Regions from separate parts of the Homo sapiens genome. Here region 2 is linked to region 1. Evidence: chromatin loops called from intact Hi-C (ENCODE). Cell type or tissue: heart left ventricle. All regions are shown on one strand. Each heading gives the region's core, and the rest is flanking DNA. Links, peaks and the distances in the headings are about the cores only.

Region 1 (5,383 bases), core at 243-5,242:
AAGCCACACATAACAATAAAGCCTTTCAACATCTCCAACAAGCTTCCATTCATGATAAAAACTCAGCAAACTAGGATCAGAAGGCAATTTATTTAATCTTATAAAGAACATTTTTAAGAAAGTCACAGCAAACATCCTACTTAAGAACAAAATCCTACAAACATCCCCGAGAATAAAAATGAGACAAAGATACCTACTATCAACACTTCTATTTAACACCTTATGGAGGTCCTAGTTTGTGCAACAAAGAAGGAAAAAGAAGCAAAGCACAAAAAGATTAGAAATAAAACTGTAGTTATTAGCAGATGACATAACTATGCACACAAAATCTTCACAATTTTATACAGGAATTTAGCAATGTTGTTGGGTACAGGGTCAATAAGCAAGGATAAATTCTTTTATCGGTTTACAGCAGCAAATATACAAGAAAATTTATAACGACATTCAAAAACATCAAACACCTAAGGGTAAAAAAGATTTATAAGCCTTCTACACTAAGAATCATTATTGAGAGAAATATAGACAGATATTTTTATACAACTTATCTTGATTGAAAAGTCAGCTCCAGCCAATGTTAGGACCTTATGGGTAACAAGACTGGAAGGTTGACCAAGTAAATGAAAATAAAAGGACTCCATCCTTTTAGCTTCTCAGGTCATAAGCCTTGGAGTCATCTTTAATTCCTCCTTTTTCTCACATGTCACACATGATCCATCAGCAAATTATGTAGGCTCCTTATTCAAAATATATTCAAAATCTGACCACTTCTCACCACCTCCACCTTGACCTAAGCCACTATCAGGGATTACTGCAAGAATTCCTTCTGAACTGGTTTGTCATCCTGTTCCCACCTTGAAAACTGCATTTTTCTTTCTCTTTCACATCAATGTCCCACTCTAAGAAAATCTCATAAGGGTGAGTTAGGCAAATTTAGCTCTAAGCTTTAGGAACAAAAACATTTGCTTTTCTTAGCTTGCTTTTAGAGCCTCTGTCTTGGCAAAGGAGAGCTATGTTGGTGCATAGCTGAGTGAAAGATCAAATTTAACTTTGTTATCTAGTTCTCCAAACAGGTCGGTCTAGCTCAGCTGGGGCTTACTATAATAAGGCAAAAGCTTCCCAGTGATAGATAAAGTATGGGCATTGGTTTAGTTTTGGTCTCTGTGTACTTATTTCCTTCAGATGCCCGAGGAAAGAGAAAAAGTAGAGAAGCAGCAGCAGTGTCAGGTCAGGGTTCAGGTGTTTGGAATTCTACATACCAACTTATGAGGATAATGATAATCATCACCCAGGTCACTTTCTGTGTTGATGGCACCGAGCTAATAATTTTACGTGGATTATTTCCTTCAATTTAACAACCTTAACAAGTCTTATTATCATCATCTTCATTTTATAAAAAGCCAGCTTCAAAGAGGCTAAATAATTTGCTGAAATTCACCCAGCTAAACTTGGAAAACGACTTCATTAGTGAATCTGACTCTAGATTATGAGTGTTCTGATGAGAATGAAGGAACTATTTGGTTCAGTTCTCTACTTGCCCGTTTTTCACCCTCCTTCTGCCTCTGACCCATGCAGACTTAGCTCTGGTAACAAGTACTCAAGTGCATTTCTGTCTGTGATCAGAAACAGGGATCTGATTAAATGTACCCACAGCCTCCTACTCCGGGATGCATAGTGAGGTTTACCCCTCTGCCTTTCTCTCCCTGTACCCCTGGGAATGGTCTATGGTTGGATAATGTCTTTAAAGTTATTTTCTAGTCCCTTGCCTTCCCATTTTTGGTTTGGTTCAGATCATCAGCATCTGTTCATGACACTTTATGACAAAATTCTTATCTTATAGAAAACAGTGATAATAGCAAACATGTATATTATATTATGCTTTCTATGCACCAGACACTGTTCTAAGTGCTTTACATATATTAATTCTTATCCTCATGGTAAGCCTTTCAGGTAGGCACTATTTGTATCATCAATTTAGATGGGGAAGTTGAGGTATAAAGAGGCTATGAAACTTGTCCAAAGTCACACAACTACTAAGATGTGGAGCTGCAAACCTAGCTGGTCTGGCTCCAGAGTCCTTGCTCACAGCCACCGTGCTAGACCACTTCTCCAGAAATTTTTACCCTGAGCACTGAAGAGTTTGTTTTTGTAAACAAAATGAAAGTTAAAAAAAAAAAAAGAGGGCTGGCATTTATAATGTCTATCAAAGTAACAAGAGTCATATTAACAATTTACAACTGTTCATCCTGGAGTGTGGCCTCCAAAGCACACAGTTCCATCACTGAGTATGGGTATTAGATTTGTTCCCTCTAAAAAGAATGTGGTAATCATGAACATTTCCATTTTAAATTAAGAGTATACTTACACCTACACAACAAACCTCATACATACCTCCCAATCTCAAATAGAAGGTAAAATTACAAAAAAGAGTGCACTTAATATTACTGACTTTCAACAATCACAAATTAAAAATTTTTTAAAACGACAATGACAGAGGCTGAAAAGGTTCTGAAAATATTTTTAAAGGCAAAACTCACTCATAATTATCAGTAGAGATTAGACATATTTTTAGAAAACAAATAAAATCAACAAAAGAAATATCAACATGAAAATTACCTGAAATCCAGCTTTAAAAAAATTCTGTCATTTTAAGTACCTATGACTAGAACCCTCCTAAGAGCATCCGTGAAATTCTCCATCAGTGCTTCTACACAGATTTGTTTCTACAAAGTCTCTAAACCTCTTATGAATCAAAGTCTTAAGCCACTAGGGAAGGGCAGCAAAGCCTGTCACTTTCCACAGAGCACAGGAAAATACCATTTACAGCTGTGGAAAAGGTAGATGAAAAAATGCTCTACTGACACCAAGCAGAGTTCTCATTCTGCTAGGGGAGAAACAGGAGGCTCCCCAAACCAATCACAGACACAAGACAGATTCTGGCTGCCAGAGAGAGGAACAGCAACAATGAAAAAGCTCCCCACATCCTTTCCTCAAGGCCTAGGCACTCAGGGCCTTCCCAAGGCTGAGGCTGAACAACAGAGAACATCCCCATACACAACACAAGCCTGGGGCAGAATAACAACGAGTAGCAGTCTATCCCTGGGACGGCTGCAAGAGTGGAGAGAGGGAACCACCATGTGGCTTCATTGTACAGGGACGACTGAAAGCTGAGGGTAGAGCACTAACACTAAGAAAACCCTCCAGCTAATCTAGGCCCATGTACTGAGGCAAAATCAGAAGGCAACAACTGCCCAGCTAGAGGAATTTAAAACATGTGGTGCATTGACATAGCAATAATAAAACCAAGGCCCAGCTCAGCTCCTGACCAAATTGACTCAATCTTTCATAATTATAACATAAGTACTATTTATCTCAGCCTCTATTGTTTTATACAAGATGACTGACATATAATAAATAATGAGAAGACACACATAAAAGCAAAAACATTACCCGCTTCCGAGTAACAAAGGAATGATCAGAAACAGACTCGAGGATAGTCCCCAGATTTGGAACTATCTAATACAGACTTTGAAATAACTATGCATAGTATGTTAAAGAACCTAGAGAAAAAGGTGGTCAACACACCTAAATAGATAAGGAATTTCAGCAGAGATGAATCTGTAAGAAATACAAATGCTATATTAAAAAGGCATAATATTAGAGATGAAAAATTCCTTCTACAAATGATATGGTTTGGCCGTGTTCCCACCCAAATCTCATCTCGAATTGTAATCTGAATTGTAATCCCCACAAGTCGAGGGAGGGACCTGGTGGAAAGTGATTGGATCATGGGGGTAGTTTCCCTCTTGCTGTTCTCATGATAGTGAATGAGTTCTTACGAGATCTGGTTGCTTAGTAACTGTCTGGCACTTCCCCCTTGGTACTCTCTCTTGGCTGCCTGCTAAGTAAGATGTGCCTTGTTTCCTCCTCATCTTCTGCTGTGATTTCAAGTTTCCTGAGGCCTCCCCAGCCATGTGGAACTGTGAGTTAATTAAACCTCCTTTCTTTATAAACTACCTAGTCTCAGGTAGTATCTTTATAGCAGTATGAGAATGGACTAATACAACAGGCTCATCAGTTGACTAGACACAGCTGAAGAAAGAATTAATGACTGAAGATAAATTGGTAGAAATTACTAGTACAAAAAGAAAAAATAAGAAGAATGAATAAAAAGAACACAATATGCAAGAGTTATTGAATATAATATTAAGAAGAAATCTAACATGAGTAACTGAAGTCCCAGAAAGAGAAAGACAGAAAGGGGCAGAAAAAAATATCTGAAGAGATAATGAGTGAGAATTTCTTGACAATAATGAACATCAAACCACAGATTCAAGAACTCCAAGCAGGATAATTCTTAGATATATCAAACTGCTGAAAACCAAAGATAAAATCTTGAAAGCAACCAGAGAAAAAAATACACTTTACATATAAAGAACAAGAGATAATATTAAAACAGGTGTCTTGTGGAAAACTATGTAAGTCAAAAGACAATGGAGTAATATCTTTAAAATAGTAAAAGAAAAAAATGTTAATCCAGATTCACATACGCAATAAAAATAACTTTCAAAAATGAAAGCTAGATACTTTTTCAGACCAGAATAAAGGCAAGAAAAATCACTGCCAGCAGACCTGTGTCATAAGAAGTTCTTCAGGCAGAAGCAATGACTCCCAACAGACATTTGGGACTTTAAGAAAACAGCCACTGTGGAAAACAGTCTGGCAGTTTCTTGTACACATTCACTTACCATATGACCCAGTAATCTCATTCTTAGGCATTTGCCCAAGAGAAGTGAATGCATATTACCACAAAACAAAAACTGTGCACAAACGTTTATGGAGGTTTTCTATAGCCACTGAAAACTAGAAATACCTTCAAATGTCTATTAACTGGTGAATGAATAAACAAACTGTGGTAGAGCCATACAACGAACTACTACTCAGTGATAAAAGAGAACAAATTACTGATACATGGAACCACAGGGATGAATCTCAAAAACATTATGCTAAATGGAAGAAGCCAGACATGAAAGATGACAGAGAACAGGAAAGAGATCACTGCTGCCAGTTGCTGCAGTGAGTGTGGTGATGGCGGGGGGAGACTCAACAACAGGCTATGAAATAACTTTTTGGGATGAAAATATTCTGTATCTTGACTGTGGTAAAAGTTACAAGACTGCACTTCTTTGTCAAATTTCATAGAATTATATACCTAATAAGGGTAAATTTTACTGTATATAAATTATACCTAATTAACCTAAAAAAAATCAACACCAAGTCAATGTGATAAGGCAGTATAAGAATCTTCTCTCAAATTTTAGACATAAAGATATAACTTATTTTAACAAAATAAAAATGTACTAGTCATACTGCATCAAATTTATTC
Region 2 (5,383 bases), core at 160-5,159, 170 kb before region 1:
GAAATACAGGGCAGGGGAGGTAGATATCTGTAGCTACTGGGTGACCCCCCGCCCCCCAAAATCAGTTTCTAGTTCTCCATGCTACCAATACATTTTAATCTATTTTTTAAAAAGTCATTTTGCCTTAGCTCACACCTGTAATCCCAGCACTTTGCGGGGCAGTGGTGGGTTGATTGCTTGAGTCCGGGAGTTTGAGACCCGCCTGGGCAACATGGCGAAACTCCATCTCTACAAAAAATACAAACATTAGCTGGGCATGGTGGCACACACCTGTAGTCCCAGCTACTCGGTGGGGCTGAGGTGGGAGGATCGCTTGATCCCAGGAGGTTGAGGCTGCAGTAAGCTGAGATCCTTCCACTGCACTGCAGCCTAGGTGACAGAGTGAGACCCTGCCTCAAAAAAAAGGCTGGGCATGGTGGCTCATGCCTGTAATCCCAGCACTTTGGGGAGGCCAAGGTGGGCAGATCACCTGAGGTCAGGAGTTCGAGACCAGCCTGGCTAACATGGTGAAACCCTGTTTCTACAAAAATTACAAAAAAATTAGCCAGGTGTGGTGGCAGGCGCCTGTAATCCCAGCTACTTAGGGGGCTGAGGCAGGAGAATCGCTTGAACCCGGGAGGCAGAGGTTACGGAGAGCCAAGATTGTGCCATTGCACTCCAGCCTGGGCAACAAGAGCGAAACTCTGTCTCAAAAAAAAAAAAAAAAAAAGTTATTTTCCCTCATTCTTTCTCGGGTTTGTTAAAATATCCCAGTAGTGTGGTTTGGCAGAAAGAGCATCAGAGCGTAGGCTTTGGAGCCTCCCTGGCCTGCATTCAAGCTCTGCCCATTTGGTCTTTCTAGGCCTCGGACTCCTCACACAGAGATGAAAATAATAACACTGGCATCTCTCTTTATAAATAGCGTTTTTCAAAATCTCTAATCCTCACAAACTACCAACCTATCACTCAGAATCTGTCCATACCACCCAGCAAAAATAATCACCAACAAGTGATGTTCATCCTGAACGGCCCCGACGGGACAGAGGACATGCAAAATACCAGCCTCCGGGGCCTGAGCGCAGCTGCTCTGGAACACAGACTGCTTTTGAAGTGAACAATGCAAGCGCGAGATTGATGTTTGGACAGGCTGACTGTGAAGGCCCTTCCCTCTCTGGGATTCCATGATTCTATGAATATAAATTGTTTTCTAGAAAGAAATTAATGTGTCAAGTTAAATCTGCACCCATTTATACAGAGCCACAAGACTTGACAGAAGTTCCAGTTAGTTTACTGACTTGTTTAAAAAAAACACACACACAGAAAAAACAGGTCTTGCAGCAACTGAGGTTGGACTGCTCCATGGAAAAACTTATCTGTAGCACTACAAACTGCAGAAGAATTTAGAAGGCCTCTGTGCACCGTCCTCAGCCGGTTGCACTTGTCTTCCCTTCTTCAAAATCTCATGTTGGCCATCAAGTTGATGAAGTATTTTCTCCAGGAGACCTTGAGAATTCTTTCTGTGTCATCAGGGCTCCGAACAGATGCATTTCACGGGGAGAAAGGGAACGTTATTGTTATTTGGATTCCAAAAGTGAAATCCTAAGAACAGTATCATCACACAGAATGCATTTTTGAAATAACATTTAAGGAGCGAGTAGGTGCTGGGAAAATAACTTTTATTTACAATGAGAAGTACTATCTGTGGCTAATAACTGCATATTTAATAGTAACTGCATTTCTTATTAAATATTTCAAAGATATTAAAAGAGCTTCAAATAAAAAAAAAATCTAAATGCCAGAAAGAAAAAAATCCTGATCAGTGTCTTTATTGTGATGTCACAGCTTCTCACAGAAAATTATGGACTTTGAATTTTAACTGAGAAAATAGTAGCTCACTTGATATTGTAGGTGTGTGACCAAAACATGATTATACAACATACTTCCATCAATTGAACCATATTGTGCACATTTTCACACTTGATTACATATAATATAATATCATATTTACCTCTATTCTTTGGAGTACAATCAGACTGTAAGTTCTTTGGAAATGTTTTGGTACTTTAGTATTCAGCAAAGGCATATGATGGGCCTCAATAAACACTTAACAATTAGCATTTCAGAGATGTTTTATATTCATTTCTGAGTGATTGTCAATTAGAGGGACTCTCTTCCTCTGTCCTCCAGGTGATTATTAATGATGCAGAATCCAATTTACCAGGGGCTACTATTTAAAGATCTTCTGCTCTAGTGAACTTAATAGTCTCCCATGTCCTAGGGCTCTGTAGATTTGAAAATTTGAATTTCCCTAAATCAAAGGAAATAGTGGAAAAATACTATGAAGGTAAGACCAAGGAAATGGGTAGGGTATAGCTCAGGAAGAAAAGCACATATTCTATCATGCATGAGAAAAGAAAAGGAGTCACGGGCCTGGGTAAAAACAAGCTATTAAAGTTAAAAATATGACCTTTGGTGGACGTATACACAGATGTATCCTTGGATCTTGCATCTTTGTGCATCTTGAGCATTGACAATTTACTCAGGGCATCGTGGCAGAGTGTTGAATCAGACAGAATGAGGCCACGGAACAAATTGCAACCTTCACTCCCCAACTGGAGGATGATTTAGAGAGCTCTGTCTTGACCAGAACCCAGGCTGCCACCACCCTCCTGGCCAAGTGTGGCTTGAATCAGAGAGTCTAGCAGTGGGGTGGAGAGGTGGTGCTTCTGCTTCAGTTTTCGTAAAAGGGCATTTCGTGTCACAGGTAGGAGAAAGAATGGAGTGGTTAAGAGGGTGGGCTCTATGGAAAGTGCCTGGGTTCCTGAAGTCCTATACAGCCATTTCCCAGCTCTGTCTTCTTGGGCAAGTTATTTGACCTTCTTTAAGCCTCAGTTTCCTCATCAGTAAAATGTGACAACACAGTACTTGCCTCACAGTGTTCTCTTAGGTCAAGTGATGTAATGCCTAAAAGCAGTTTGGGTGGTGCTAAATAAAAGAGGAAAAATTAGCTATGGTTTCAAAGCACTCTCCTGAGTTATGCATCATTCTTGAGACGTTATCTTATTTTTCCAATTCCTACTCTAGGACAGGTCCTCCCCCTCCACCAAAAGAGCATTGCTCTCATTTATTAATGTGAGCAGGATGTCCACAGGACATAATTTCCTGAAGGTCAGTAGAACTGCTTCTGTTAACAGCAATCACCCTCCAACTCTGCCTGATTTGCCACTGACTATGGCCCTTCCAAAGTGGAGGTTTAGTAATGAGTTCAGATGTGATTAACGTCTCCTGCTGTTGCTTGCTCTTCCCATTGTTTATGGCTTTCTGTTGCCTAATGGCTACATGTCTGGGACTCCTATTTTTAACAAACATTTAAAACCTGACAGATGACAGCTCTTAGGTTATAATTGTTTGTTAAAAATAGGATTCTCAACAGGCAGCTGTTAAATACAGAAGAGAGACTGAGTTATTAGGGAAGGTCACTGACAATAGTGATTGTTTTGACATGGACTGGAAAGTGATATAACAGAGAGCAACAGAAAATGCCAGGTCAACACCAGTGCTCTCAATCAAGAGAACTAAGGGCCGTCCATTATGCAACAGGCAGATATGGCAGAGGCGGTGCCAAGAATTTGCTTCGATCTGCCTGTACCCTGTTCTGAGACTGAGTGACCTTCTTGGAAGTGGGTGAATTTGCCCTGCTATTTCTGGCAGCAGTTCCGGTTCTCAGGCTCTTTATTCTACCAGTTGCACTTCTAAAGTAAGAAATATGTTGTCTGCTTGATACCAAGGCCCTGGTGCCAAACACATTCTTTCGATGATGTAGGGGAAAGTCCTGCATAAATTGGGCATATGAGGACAACAGGCTGAAACTCTGAAGAAGGAGAGCATGACCTTTTCCTAGCTATTTCTGGGCAACTCACCTGAGCTAATGCATCATCTTTTCCTAGGAGGAGAAAGAATGTGAACACACACACATACACCACTCACACACACACACCACTTATATGGATACACATGCATACATATTTAATAATACTGGAATCTGTATTTTTCTTATCTGTTATTAAGCTATTAAGGTTTAAAATGTGATCTTCAGTGGACGTATGCAGATGTATCCTTGGATCTTGCATCTTTGTGCATCTTGAGCATTTACAATTACTCAGGGCATCATGGCAGTGTTGAGTTAGAGACAATGAGGCCATTATTATATTCATATGATGTCTAAATTGGCTATCCAAAAGAGATATTTATCCTTCAACATGTAAAAAAGACTTGTCATTTTGAAAACCAGCCCAAGGAAAACTGTAGAAATGACTGTTCTCTTCCCCATCATTTGTCTTCTCCTCATCGTTATTTTCCTACTTATTTTGGGGTGTTTTTGGTGTATTAGATCGTTTTCGCATTTAACTTCTAACCTGAAGTTAAAAGTGAAAAGTCCCTCCAACAAGTCCCTTGTTCTCTAACCCTTCCCTGAGGCACAAATCTATTTTCCTAGGTGCTTGGTGGCCATCTCTCCCCGCATCCCCACAGATGCAAGAGTCTTAAACCACACATCCGTTTACTGTGAACTTCCCCAAACTGCTCCTCCACCTGTCTCCCATTTTGAAGTTGATGGCCTTCTCTTGCCGTCTTCTTTAGTTCTTTTTCCACCCATCCATCTCCCCTGTGACCGGGGATTGCTTGTGAAAAAAACTCCAATCTGACCCAGTTATTCTTGTACTTAAAATCTTCAGTGACTCTCTTCCCTATAGAATGAAGTCCAAAATTCTTATTAAGATATATAAACTCCTTCCCAATCCAGCTTTTGCCTGTTATCAGGAATCCTTTCCCACTGGGCCAGCCTGGCAGCCTCTGCTCCGGCCATGCAAATGTTCCTGCTGTCTTTGGAACACAGAACACGTCCTTTGCTCTTTTTTGCCTGCATGCCTTTGAGAGTTTCTTCCTTCTGCTTGGAATGTCCTTTTCATCTGGGCAAAAACAATTCACCACTCAAGATTCAGCCCGTTGGTACCTTGTGGGTGATGCTGTCCCTGACTGTCCCAGCCAGTGTTAGAATCTGCTCCCTCCTTGGGGGTCTCACAGTAAACCCTGCCGAGTTAGAGATTTATGTTGGTCATGCCCTCCTCCAGGTCTCCAGCGCCCTGGGTTTCCATGACCCCATGACCTAACATAGTACCTGGCTTCTAGTTGGAGCTCAATAAATGTTTCTTGATATAAAGATATAAATTAATTAATTAACTTGGATTTCTTTTAAAACCCCTGAGAAAGTGATGAGATTTGCCTTTAAGGAAAGCCTGAACTTTCAAGAATACATCAATGGTTAAAAGTAGGGTAATTACAATTAATCAGAGCTAAGAAAATACCTTAGTGGTTGCCTGGTTCAACCAGCAGCCTTTGCACATTC

The links. Hi-C counts contacts between places; a loop is a spot of excess contacts. Peaks named below come from ENCODE experiments on the same cell type or tissue, not always from the same donor. Only the 100,000 strongest peaks of a DNase experiment are listed, where the experiment ranks them.
Region 2: it touches region 1 in a loop (2.1-fold over the local background); 4 of 110 quality-filtered maps call a loop at or near these places.

The regions. Positions count from the first base shown.
Region 1 is chr10:113,889,441-113,894,823 of GRCh38, reverse strand. All of the region lies in intron 5 of NHLRC2 (NHL repeat containing 2), which reads right to left. Among named protein-coding and RNA genes, the nearest start is that of NHLRC2, 37 kb to the right of the region's middle. In heart left ventricle, for the core only: a CTCF peak has its summit at 3,131; no DNase peak of the experiment used is centred there; H3K27ac peaks cover 1,636 bases.
Region 2 is chr10:114,062,754-114,068,136 of GRCh38, reverse strand. The region is part of intron 1 of LOC124902554 (a long non-coding RNA gene); the gene reads left to right. Among named protein-coding and RNA genes, the nearest start is that of ADRB1, 22 kb to the right of the region's middle. In heart left ventricle, for the core only: no CTCF peak of the experiment used is centred there; no DNase peak of the experiment used is centred there; H3K27ac peaks cover 4,460 bases.